Regions from separate parts of the Homo sapiens genome. Here region 1 is linked to region 2. Evidence: chromatin contacts called from ENCODE Hi-C or POLR2A ChIA-PET data. All regions are on one chromosome and are shown on one strand. The core of a region is the stretch at or near the end of the contact, and the rest is flanking DNA. Distances in the headings are between cores, read along the strand shown.

What was found. Hi-C counts contacts between places; a loop is a spot of excess contacts on that map. ChIA-PET counts read pairs that join two places held with the same protein, here RNA polymerase II (POLR2A). Pooled maps may share reads with other maps.
Region 1: a loop to region 2 is called in a pooled map, with 2.0 times the contacts of the local background. The contact joins two enhancer-like sites. A Hi-C loop is called at or near these places in 1 of 50 pooled maps. POLR2A ChIA-PET finds 5 or more read pairs at or near these places in 2 of 52 experiments (H1 and OCI-LY7).

What each region holds. Positions count from the first base shown.
Region 1 is chr7:29,485,803-29,492,012 of GRCh38, reverse strand. All of the region lies in intron 7 of CHN2 (chimerin 2), which reads right to left. Among named protein-coding and RNA genes, the nearest start is that of PRR15-DT, 75 kb to the left of the region's middle. Within about 2 kb of position 2,857, at least 2 of the 41 ENCODE cell types and tissues checked have a DNase peak (open chromatin) inside an H3K27ac peak, as active enhancers do.
Region 2 is chr7:28,923,898-28,930,177 of GRCh38, reverse strand. No RefSeq gene overlaps it. Among named protein-coding and RNA genes, the nearest start is that of TRIL, 31 kb to the left of the region's middle. Within about 2 kb of position 3,122, at least 15 of the 41 ENCODE cell types and tissues checked have a DNase peak (open chromatin) inside an H3K27ac peak, as active enhancers do.

The sequences.
Region 1 (6,210 bases), core at 1,608-4,107, 560 kb before region 2:
GAATCTAGGAGGAAGGATTTCCAGAAGCAGTGGTGAGCAAGAAAACTGGTAAGTGTGGGTCAATCTAATCATGCCCTATTTGCATACAACAATAACAAGATGACTAACTGTAGGGGACTTAAACATGGGGTAAAAAAATGACATGGAAGTTTGAAGGGGATGAAGAAGTCTAAAGTTCTCTTAATTTGGGAAATGTAAGAAGAGCTACTAATTAACTGAAGAATATTTGAAGTCAATTATGCATGTATTAAATTTTTGATAATTTAAAAAAGGGTGGGATGAAATCCATTAATCAAAAAGAATATATGGCTGGGTGTGGTAGCTCATGCCTGTAATCCCAGTGCTTTGGGAGGTCAAGGTAGGAGGATCACTTGAGGCCAGGTAGAGACCAGCCTGGGCAACATAGTGAGACTCCATCTCTAAAAAGAGTTTGAAATTTAGCTGGGCATAGTAGCACATGCCTGTAGTCCTAGCTACTCAGGAGACTGACATGGGAGGATGGCTTGAGCCCAGGTGTCCAGGGCTAAAATGAGCTATGATGGCGCCACTGTGCTCCAACCTGGACAACAGACTGAGATTGTCTCTCTCTCTCACACACACACAAATACATAAGGGAAAAAGAAATATAGGTTTAATTAAACCAATAAAAAGCAGGGAAGGAGAAAAAAGATGCAATAGAAAAGTACAGTGATTGTAGAAAAAATCCTTATACAACTCTAATCAGAATAAGTGGCTCTAATTCATCACAAAAAAAGATTTTTAGATAACATTTTAAAAATCCTTTCAAGAAACACAACTAAAACATAACATGAGAGAAATGTAAGAAAGAAAGCCATACCCAGCAAACTAGCCAATAGAAACCCAAAATAGAGCAAATATATATATTTGCATTATTAGTGATAGAGATAATAGAGATTTATTTTTACCAGAAGTATATAATTTTGAGCTTTTATATGACAATATGGTCTCAAAAATATAAAGCGAAATTGAAAGACTTACAAAGATAAATTGACAAATCCACAATCATAATGATTTTGACATCTTTCACAGAAACTAGTAGATCAAATAGCTAAAGTTGATCTATGAATACGAAAGGGATCTCATATCCAGCCATTCAAAGAACACACACACTTTTCAAAACCACTTGGAATATTCGTATCAATTGACCACAAATTAAGCTTCAACATATACAAAAAACTGATACCATACATACCATATTCTGAATATAATATAATAACATTTCAAATAGAGAGCCAAAGCCCAGTATGTTTGGTACAGTACATTTGGTACCAGTAGTATACACTGGAAAGACAAGAAACCAAATCACACATATATGGATACTTGGTATATCTCAGAAGTGGCATTACAAATTAATGGGGGAAGGATGTCAGACAGATGAATTATATCCTATTTTCATCTTATTTCCACCTTTCCAGCAACTCATTATTCACTCGTTTGTTTGATATTTACATGCTGATTGCCTGCTTTGAACTTGGCCCTGTACTAGTCCTTGGATATACAAAGTTGAAATAGATCAGAGGAATAAGAACTGCCTGCACTCAAGGATCTCATTATCTACAAGAATAAACAGGCAATTATGTGTCAGGTGATACAGCAGAACACGTAGGAGATCCTATGGTAGTATAATGGAGAGAATAATAAATTCTTCCTAGAAGTCTGCGGAAGGGGATATTGAACTGGGCTTTGAAGGATGGATAGGAATTCACCAGCCTGGGAAAGATTGAGCAGGTGGGGAAGTGATGGTGTTGACTGGAGAGCAGATGACTTGAGGAAGACATTTACAGAAGAGAAAACAGCATAACCAAAGGCCAATGAAGGTGGGCTTAGGTTTTGAAAGGCATTCTTTTCTGGCAAATGGTGTTTCAAAAAAAAAAAAAAAAGGAATGACATCACGTTGGTCTCTGAAACATCTTGAGTGGATGAAATAACCTCATCTTAAATATCCCTATATCTTGGGGTAAAAATGAAAATGCAATATTTAGAAATTAAGTGAGTGGCTACATGTTTACTACACGTGGACAGAATGCATATTGACAAAATATAAACTGGCCTATTGTTTCAGGAAAAACAGGATAGGCTAATCACAGATTTTCTAAAATTTCACTTTTTTTGCCAATATTTTTAAAAATAATTGAGCACATCAGGATTGCATTTTAATGCTTATTATCACTGTCCATATTTACCAACATCCTTTCCCAACAAGTATCCCTACTGCCTTTGATCTGTTCTGTCCAGCCAAATAAATGCATAGACGTCTCGAAGAGCAAGTAGCACCCAGTGTCCCCACACAGTCCCCAAAAAATAAAACAAAATGAGAATAGAGCAAGGATGTAAAGTGAAACATTATTTTAGGCCCATTGCCTACTTTCCTTTTTGGTGATGGGCCATTGTTTATTTTCACGACCGATATATTGTTCAATTTTCTTTTGGATCCACAAGGACAATCTCTAGACAGAAGGCTACGTGTAAATGCTGAGGGCATGCTCTGAGCCCATTTTATTTGGCTTCTACTTATTATGTCTACTCTTTCATTGAAATATACCGTATCTTAAAATTCACTGGTCGGCTTTTTCCATTTTCTGAAGTTCACTGATTTGCAAGAATATCTTTTTAGAGAAAGAACAGTTTGAAAACTTGAGGGCAGTAACTAAAATATTCTAGACAGGAAGAAAATACTCCAGACAGGAAGAATGTCTGTCCAAGACTATTACACTAGGCACGGTCTGCCTGGAATTCAAAAACCACACCAAACAAAAAAGATGATATTACACGAGATAAGGTATGTTTGACAAATGGCCCAGGAATGGCTACTTTGCAAAAACAAGAGCAAGAAGAGTCATCCAGAAAGATCTCAGGCATTTAGCAAGTATCTCTCAACACAGCTCTTTCTAAATGAACAGGATGTTATTTGTCTCATAGCTGCTGAATCTGGAAGGCAGTATTCTCTGGTGGTTTTATACCAGATATGTTTTGATGGGTCAATGTAGACACCACCCAGATGTATTAATATCAGCTCAGCCTGGGATCGAAACTGTAAGAAGGAAAAGTACCGTTTATGACATGCTGCAGTTGAGAATTTTTGCTTTTTCTTACCAGTATACATCATGATTTCTTAGCCTCGGCACTACTGATTAACATTTTGGGCTGGAAAATTCTTTGTTGTGGGGGTCTGCCTCGTACATTGTGGGATGTTTGGCAGCATCGCTGGCCTCCACCCACTAAATGCCAGTAGCACTCCCAGCTGGGACAAATCACAAATATCTGTAGGCATTGACAAATGTCCCCCAGGGGTCAGGGGGAGGTGGGGGGGTGAAGTTTCCTTTATTGAGAAGCAGTGGTATAGATGGAAACCTTATTGCCTCAATTTGTCATTTTATTATTCATATTAAAAATCAGAATTTTATTCTTTTGCTTTGAAAAGGAATCTTCGGGTCAGAGGCAGTTTGTTTGTTTGTTTGTTTGTTTAGCTACTTTATGTTCACAGAAGAGAGAGCTAAAGTCCCTTCCAGCTACATGTGGCTGGGTTCTGGAGGTCTAGTCTAGTGTTTGCCCAGGGTTAACTGAGAGGCTGGAGGGCAGGCAGCCTATCCTGCGTCACCCAGGTCAGCAGCACAGTCAAGGCTTCCAGATCTCTGCCAAGGACTTTTCCTATAATTTACTGTATTTCCCACAACCATGTGACATTCATCTCATATGAAAAATTAGGTTAAACTTTGAACTCTCCCCTTTTGCAAGACCAGATGAAGTCCTAACCTTGAAGTGACCCTTTTCAGATGTACGAAAACACAGCAGAGGTGAATCAATCTATGACAGACACTCTGAGTTCCCTCTGAAAGGCTGGCCAAGGAGATGGGGCAGGAGAGCTGAGTTTCTCAAACCGGGCACCACAGATCCCTGGACTTCTCATTAGCAGCTGCCCTAGTTTAAGATAGGATTGCATTTCTAAAATATTGATTGTCTCAAAGCTTTCTGGGAGTCTCCCCACTGCATAAAGTAAGATGTCCTCATGCTACTTAACTTTGATCAGGTTTATGAGCACATCGACACCCACATCCTTTTGACACTTCCCTGCTCAAAAACCTCGAGTGGCTCCCCATTGCCAGTAGTGAGGTTTCTCAGTCTCAGCACTACTGGCATTTAGGGCTGCACAACTCTTTGTTGTGGTGGCCTGTCCTGGACGTTTAGTAGCACACCTGGCCTCTACTGGATGCCTCTGGAGGAAGGAGAGGGAGAAGGAGAGACAGAGGAAGGAAGAGATAATGAAAGTAGGGAGGGAAAGGAAGGAGGGAGGGGGAGAGAAAGAGGGAGGGAGTTAGAAGGAGAAAAAGAAGAAAGGAGGGAGGGAAGGAGGAAGAGAGGGAGAAACTGGCTCCAGGTATACTCCCAGTTCCTGTTTCCACCCGTCCCTGAGTTCTGAGTATTCCCTGGAGGCTTTATGAGACCATCCTGTATAATAGTCTATTTAGCTTAAGATAGTTTCCAGGGGTTATATTACTTGAAAACAAGGACTTTGTAATCATTATAATGTGGAGCAGGCTGAATTAGGAGGTAGACAAAAACAACTCCTCTTCATAGCACTCTGGGAGCAGAAACAACATTTTTTTAATAAAGCCATATATTTCCAAACCTGTTTATTCCAGTCTCACTTTGAGTCCCTCATTTTATATTTAAGGTGATGAGTTTTGCCTTTGTTTTGAATTTTCTTTCCAGACTTGTTTCTGGCAAAACAGCCTTTTCTGATTATTAACTTAAAAAACAAAACAAAACAAACAAACAAAAAAAAAACAAAACAAGCCCCCAACCATTCTGAAGCCAATTTCTGCCTGTGTCAATTTGCAGGTGCAATATCCAGCCATCCCTGTTCTCCAGGCACAGAAGTAGCATCAGATGGACAGAAAAGGGTGATAGACACCTGGGAGCTTGATAAGAAGGCAAGGCAGACAAAATGCTGGGAATGACACGAAGGGCTGACACACTTTTATGAGGTCAAGGGGGAAGAGGAAGAGAGAGGGGCTTGCATGCGGGAAGCAAAAAGTCTTCTTCCAAAGCAAATGACCACTAGACTGAGAAGAATGCAAAAATGAATGAAAGGCCTAGAAATCATCAAGGAGCCTCAAATCCAAACTGGGAGGTGGTGGTGCTGCCACGTCCTGGACAGGTGTTTTAGTGGGAGCGTGGGGACATATTCTTAGCTTCTTGAACTTCTAGTCCTGGCCTCCAGGATAGCACGGGGTGGGGGTTGCATGTTGAGAAGGAGCATGCTACAAGAGCACACGCGATGGGGTGTGCCATGGGAACGGGGTGCTCCTGGTGCATCCTCAGTCTGTCAGCAGAGTGGGGGACATATAAGAGTAAGTAGGGCAACCATTTCCCCTACGTCCTGATGGGATGCTTTTGAAAGGCGCCACACAGGACAGCTGTAGTGAACTGGGACAGATCCCTCCTCCCCCTTACCCGCCCGCTCCCATGGATCAGACACGGGGTAGCACTGCACAGTCACCATCCCTGGCAAATGGGGATTGAGAGCTGGCCCGACACATCCTGATAGGGCCTCCATCTCTCCTGCGCCATCTGATGACCCTGGCAAGGGCCCACTCCGTGGAAGGACTCTAGTACAATGAACACAGGTGCATACAACACACAAGCCGCACAAGAGGGCAAACTGCAGGGCAGGGAGTGAGGAGAGGGCTCCGAAAGCTCAACTGTAGGGAGATACGGTCCCCTGCTTTCTGCCAACGTGAATGAACAGCTTGTGGGCCAGGACTTGTTCTAGACACTGGGGTTTCTGCAGTCAATAAAACAGACAAAAATCCCCACTCCACGAACCCTCTCTCCCCACCCCCTCCCATCGGGAGTTTCCCTCTGGTAAGGGGAAGGCAGGCAAACACACACATAAATATGTACGATGTCAGCTGGTGATCAGCGCTAGGGAGAAAAGGGAAGCTGGTACAGGCTGGGCAGGAGGTGGAAGGGGGGTGGAAAGGGAGTGGGGAACACACAGTGAGGGGGGTTAGAACTTTCTGGGCCTCTGCTCTCCATCCATATTCCATATCGGGAAGAAGGAAGGGTATCCTGGAAGTGCATGGGGGTGGGAGAGAATTTGGCAGGAAAGAGTGATGCAGATCCCCATGCAGACTGGAGAGGCTGGGAACAGAAGCAGCAGGCTGAGTGGGGGAAGGGCCTGCTCAG
Region 2 (6,280 bases), core at 1,873-4,372:
GAACCCGGGAGGCAGAGGTTGCAGTGAGCCGAGATTGCGCCACTGCATTCCAGCCTGGGCAACAAAAGTAAAACTCCGTCTAAAAAAAAAAAAAAAAAGAAAGAAATCAGAAATGTTGAAGGATCACTGGGTAAGGAATAACTTTCTCATTACATGATTCAATGTTGTTTTATACCTTGTCCATGTCCTATCTAAAATCAATCTCTTTCCACCTAAAATCATCTCAGCCATGGTCCACATGCCACGCTCTGGGAAAATGCTGCCCTACTGGGCCTGCGCCCGTGACTTGCAATCTGCTTCCTGTGGTGGTGACTGTGGTGTCACCATCCAAAGCAGTAGCAAACATTTATGAAGACTGACTGTGCACCTGGCACTGTGCCTGGGCTACTGAGGACAGAGTTGACAACAAATGTCCTGCCTTTAAGATTTCATAGAATGGTCGGGCGCGGTGGCTCACACCTGTAACCCCAGCACTTTGGGAGGCTGAGGTGCGTGGATCACCTGAGGTCAGGAGTTCGAGACCGGCCTGACCAACATGGAGAAACCCTATTTCTACTAAAAATACAAAAAATTAGCCAGGCATGGTGGCACATGCCTGTAATCCCAGCTACTAGGGAGGCTGAGGCAGGAGAATTGCTTGAACCTGGGAGGCAGAGGTTTGCAGTGAGCTGAGATAGTGTCATTGCACTCCAGCCTGGGCAACAAGAACGAAACTCCATCTCAAAAAAAAAAATTTCATAGAATGAGAAGAAAAATAAACTTGTAGTTACAACACAGTGTAAGAAACACATCTACGTAACTATAAGGTGCTAATGGGGTGAGTATCTGAGGAGTGACCCTTGAAGGGCAGCAGATTTTTTGAGAAAAATTCTGTAATAACATAGTTGTGTAGTGTTCACTCTTTGATGTTATTTCCTCTAAATTTTTCCTTCAGTGGTATTAGTGGTATTCTATTCAAGGTGAAGTCCAGTCTACTGGTAGAAGAATTAAAAACCCAGCTAGTATTTTCTAGGTACTTTGAATTGAGTGTCCCTTGAGGCATCAAATATTCTCAGAGGGCAAATGATAAGCCACACCACACCATTGCAGGATATGGGGAAGCGGATTGCAAGTCACAGAGAAGGTTAATAACAGTGTCAGATCAGTACCGTGGTTATTGATTGAAGCAACTCAATGTAGGCCAAAAGGAGTGAGCTGTGGTGTTGACTGGCAGGTTCTGGTCCTGCTTCCCTACTGTGCACCATTGACTCTGTGCTCGAGTTGCCTTCTTAGTAAAATTACAGGACTGGGCCAGATGTGGCTCCTGCACTATGGATGTTCTCAGATGCAAAAGAAGCTCTCTTCCTCAAGCCCCCTACCTGTAGATGAATGACCTTGGAATCCTGGCATTGTAAGTTTAGCTTCAGCCATCCCATCAGTTGTTATTCTGGTGCATTTAGGTTGGATTTTTAGGTGTTGGGGGAAATAGTATGAATCTCATCACCATCGTTTTCATTTATTTATATCTTATTTAGTACTACTATGTGCCAGGCACTGTTCCAAGTACTTTTCCAATATTAATTAATTTAATCTGTACAATGATGGGTACTGTTATCACACCCATTTTAGAGGGGGGACAACTGAGGTTCAAGGAGGTTAAATAACTCGCTCAAGATCAGCTGTCTAGGGAGGGGCAAAACAGGATTCAGTTTCAGGCAGGCTGGGTCTTGAATTTGTGATCATCACCCTGTACTGTCTCTGGACAGAATAATTGAATAATAATAAGACAAAGATGAAGTATGCAGTAATGACCCATTAAAATAAGATTTTTTAAAAAAAATTAAATGTGATAAGACAAGGACAGATGTGGCACATGCCTTTGGGCTAAGTCCTTTAGAAGGGAAACAAAGAATGAATCATGTACTATGGGAGAAAGAGAAGACAATGCCTACGCCCTTATGGGCCTACCAGGCTTTCTACCTGTGAGCTCATTTGCTCCTTACAAGACCCCAGGAGGTAGGTGTCATTATCATCACCATTTTACAGAGGAGGCTGAAAGACTTGTTTAAGATCACACAACTAGTAAGTGGAGGAAGCCAGGTCCCTGACTAAAGTGCCCAGAGGCTCCCTTAAGGGTGGGCTGGGGAATCCACATCAGAAGGCTCTGCCAGTCCGGGTCCTAGTGGGCAGATGCCTTGCAGTAAATGGGTCTCTGTGCTGCAGGAATCTGAAAGACCAGCTTACCTGCGGCAACACATTTCAATCACATGGAGCAGGTCTACTTAGGGGAAAGATGCACAATGCATAGGAGATGCCTGTCAACACTGAGAAGAGCTGAAGTGCTGAGGACTGAACCACACCCTCACTGGATGGAAATGCATCTACAAGCTGTGCACTCATGTTTGACCCTGGTCAAACCTTGGCACTATGAACATCTGCAGGGGATGATTCTTTGTTATTAGAGGTTGTCCTATGCATTGTAAGATGTTGAGTGACATCCCTGGCCTCTACCCACTAGGTGCTAGTATCTATGTAGTATCTATGTTCACCCCATCCCCCAAGCTGTGACAAACACAAATCTCTCCAGACAAGGCCAAATGTTCCTTGGGAGGCAAACTCCCCTCCTCCCCTCCCGGCCCCCGGTTGAGAACCACTACTTTGATCTTATACTCTGGGCTTATGAACGGTGAAAGCTTCCAGAAACTACCCTGTTCTGATGTCGAGGAGTTCAATATTCCCTAAAACTCCTCCCAACTCTCAGAAACTAAGAGAGAGAGAGAAAAAAATGATGGGTTAGCTTCTGCAGTGCAGATACTTTGCCATTCAGTTAAGTGTGTATATTTGAGGGGGTGTATGGATATGGAGAACAGGGATTGGAAAGCCTACTCACCACACTTCTTCACAATACCTCTATTTCATTCTATCTGTATGCTTATTATTTCAGCTCTTCTCATGTGCGATCAAATTCTTATTTTGCAGCATATTGCCCTCTAGCGGTCACTTCTCTTTGTAGCACACGGAAGAGAGGCACCAATACAAATCGCTTTTTAAGAATGAAACCCAGGAGGGAACTGGCTGGGGGAAGTGGACGTGGTTCCACGAGCCGGGTAACTTCTGGCTTCGCGGATTGTGAGCAGCCGGTTTCTCCTCCGAGCCGCGCCTTTTTCCTTCCCAAGCCCCACCCTTCCTCCTGCGAGCCCTCTCCTCCACGTTCCAGCACCCAGTGGCACTTTGCTTCTCCCGCCGGGATACCGGACCTCTTCTTTGCAGAGAGAATTCAAAGCTACTTCCATGTTAAACAGAAAGAGCATCCTGTGGGTAGAAATATCCGACGAGGAGCGTTTTCCGAATGCCCGGAAGGGAGTTGCTACGTGAAAAATAGACATGATGCGCTGAAAAAAATATAGATGATTTGTTGTTGCTCTTGGTTCTCAGCCGGACCTCAAAAACAACCCCAGGATTTTTTTCCTCCAAAGTGGAGCCAGCTACTTTGCAAGTGCTCCCCTTCTTTCTCCTTGCCCATCCCCAGACCATTTAGTTAACCTCAGTGGGACAGGAACCGTCCTACAAATGCATGTGTTTGTCGTCTTAAGAGCTTTGGTAAGCCTACTTAAATTTCAGACAGCTAGAGACTGTCACAGTGGCTTTCTTCTGTCGATAGGTGACATTGTGTAATTAATAACCCTATAAAGCCTTTGAGGATAGCTTTTTCTTTTAAAAATGGAAGCCCAGAGAATTAAGACAAAGAAAGCTACTCTGTGGAGTTAAACGTCATCTTCAAGGAGGAAATTTTTAAAAGTACCTCTACATCTACACGTGGGCTTCAATTATATGTCTCCAAGGTACAGCACCCAGACGTCAAACCACTCAAGCCTGGATGGTGAATTTATGATAGAGGTTGACTTCTTTGTAGAATAAGTTTTCTGTTTCCACAAAATAAAATTGTATTTAGGGGTATAAGCGCCAGAATTTCTTTTAGCAATTAATCAAAATGAATGACCAAAAAGTTTAATTCTAGACTAGAGCTATTAAATTACTTCCGAGCTATGAATGCAGTTTTGATTTTAGGCCATATCAATCCAGGAAAACACAGAACAATGAGCCTGGAGGGTCAGATACTGTGAAGAGCAAATTTGCAGAAGGCTTTTGGGTCGGCAACAGTTGGGTTTCCTTAAGATTTATAGGCTTCATAGGATAGACACACACTTCTTTATTTCTGCTCTGTATGAACACTCAGCAGATGAAGTTCCACTAACCGCTTTCCCCTGCCCCCACATTTAAAAAGCTTTCTCCTTCTCTTTTCTTTTCTATCTCTGTGAATGGCTTAAACAGCAGCCTGTGTTTTAGAACCATAAAGCGTGCATAAACGTTTCATAAAAAGAAATAGAAAAAATGGAAATCTCCAGTGTGAATATGTGTTTATAAGATTATTTAACCCCTTTTACTTTATCACCTTACTTGCTCTGACCCTGAGACCCTAGAATGACGTGGGCCTGAACCCGAATCCTCGGGTGATCAATACTACCTAAAAACAAAGGTGATGTCTATGGAGGGGCGCAAAACAAGGTTTCCCATAGGAGGACTTGCCAGTCTGATCAGTATAACTAGTGAACCCAGATAGTGTGGGTCCAGGAAGTTGGTATGACGCCAAGCTCCCCACCCTCAGAGGGCTCTGGTGTTCCCCGCTGAGGACTCGCATCCCGTTTATAGCTCTGTAGATGTAAGCAGCCAAGATGATTTGGGGGAATTTCTGTGTGACAAAGGAGACAAGAGGCTGTGGAAACCTTCCGTAACAAGTGGTTGAATTGTTTAAGGGATTTTCAAAACCCTCTAACTGGAGAAGCAGGATGAAGGCGAAAGAATACATGACTGATCATTGCTGGCTAACGTAATCAGGTGATTTGTGTTAACAATATGCCACAAAATCCCAGGAACAAAGTCTAGGTCCTGTCTTTAGCCATGTCGTGTCCACGGCAATGTGGACCTTTTATCTGATTATTGGATGGTCCACTGAAGCCATCTTTAGGAATTTAGAACCTTCATAAGAGAAGACGAGATTCAGTCTATGTGGAAGGGTGTTTTTTTTTTTTTAAAGAGGCGCTTGTAATGGTGGTGACTTTCCTTCCTTAACATTAAATGAATTACTAACTCTACATATAATCTTGTGCATTTCTGTCCTTCTTCCCTTCCTTCTTCCCTTCCTTCTTCCTCCCCTCCCTCTCCTTTTGCAGGAAAACTATATTTCAGGACTATGCCCAGCAATGATGGCTTCAAGATCACAATAAATTGTTTAGCTTTTTAGGGGATGAGAGGCAAAATGTTTAAGCACTGGAAAAAGGCACAGGCAGGGGAGATCCTGATTTTGTGAAGCCCAAAGCTCATATGATTTCTTTTAAAAAGAATATACAATTACAAATACAAAATTAGGCAGGAAAGTGAACATTTCTTTAGAATGAAAAATGATATCACAAAAAATTATTGGAGACTTGTAAGTTTAGATCCTTTTTCTCATGAAGATCTCTTTAGGCAATTTACCAAAAATGGCTGATTAGAAATGCTTTCTGATTGCAACCCAGCTTCCTCTCTTCTGGAAAACTCGATGACTCCTCACAGAACTCACAGAGGCCTGTGAGGAAGAAGGGCCTCAGGCTTCAGCTTCACTCGCTTCTCAGGAGTTTGCGTCTGGTCTCAGGTGCCACCTATTTAGAGTGGCCAGCAGCTGATAGTGGTTTATAAACATACAGGTAGGTCCTGGCCATCATAGCGTCAGGGTCCGGGAAGCAAGCAGGGCGGCTCATGGACGAGGAGAGCAGTTTGGGTGTGCAAGACAAGGTCTGGATTCAAGTCCTGCTCAGTACTTACCAGGTGGGTAAACTTGAGGTACTTTACTTCCTTCTTGGAACCTCTTTTTTTTTTTTAATCTTTTCTGTAGAACAAAGGTAATTAAAAGAGATCGGGTTGGGTGCGGTGGCTTACTCCTGTAATCCCAGCACTTTGGGAGGCCAAGGCAGGGGGGATCACTTGAGTCCAGGAGCTCAAGACTAGCCTGGGCAACATGGTGAGACCCTGTATCTACAAAAAAAAACAAAAACCAAAAACCAAAAAACAAAACAAAAAACCCACAAAAATTAGCCGGTAGTCCCAGCTACTAGGGAGACTGACATGGGAGGATTGCTTGAGCCTGGGAGGTAGAGGTTGCAGTGAGCCAAAACCGTGCCACTGCACTCTAGCCTGGGCAACAGAGCAAGAACCTATCTCAATAAATAAATAAATAAGAAATCACGTATATAAAGCACACAGC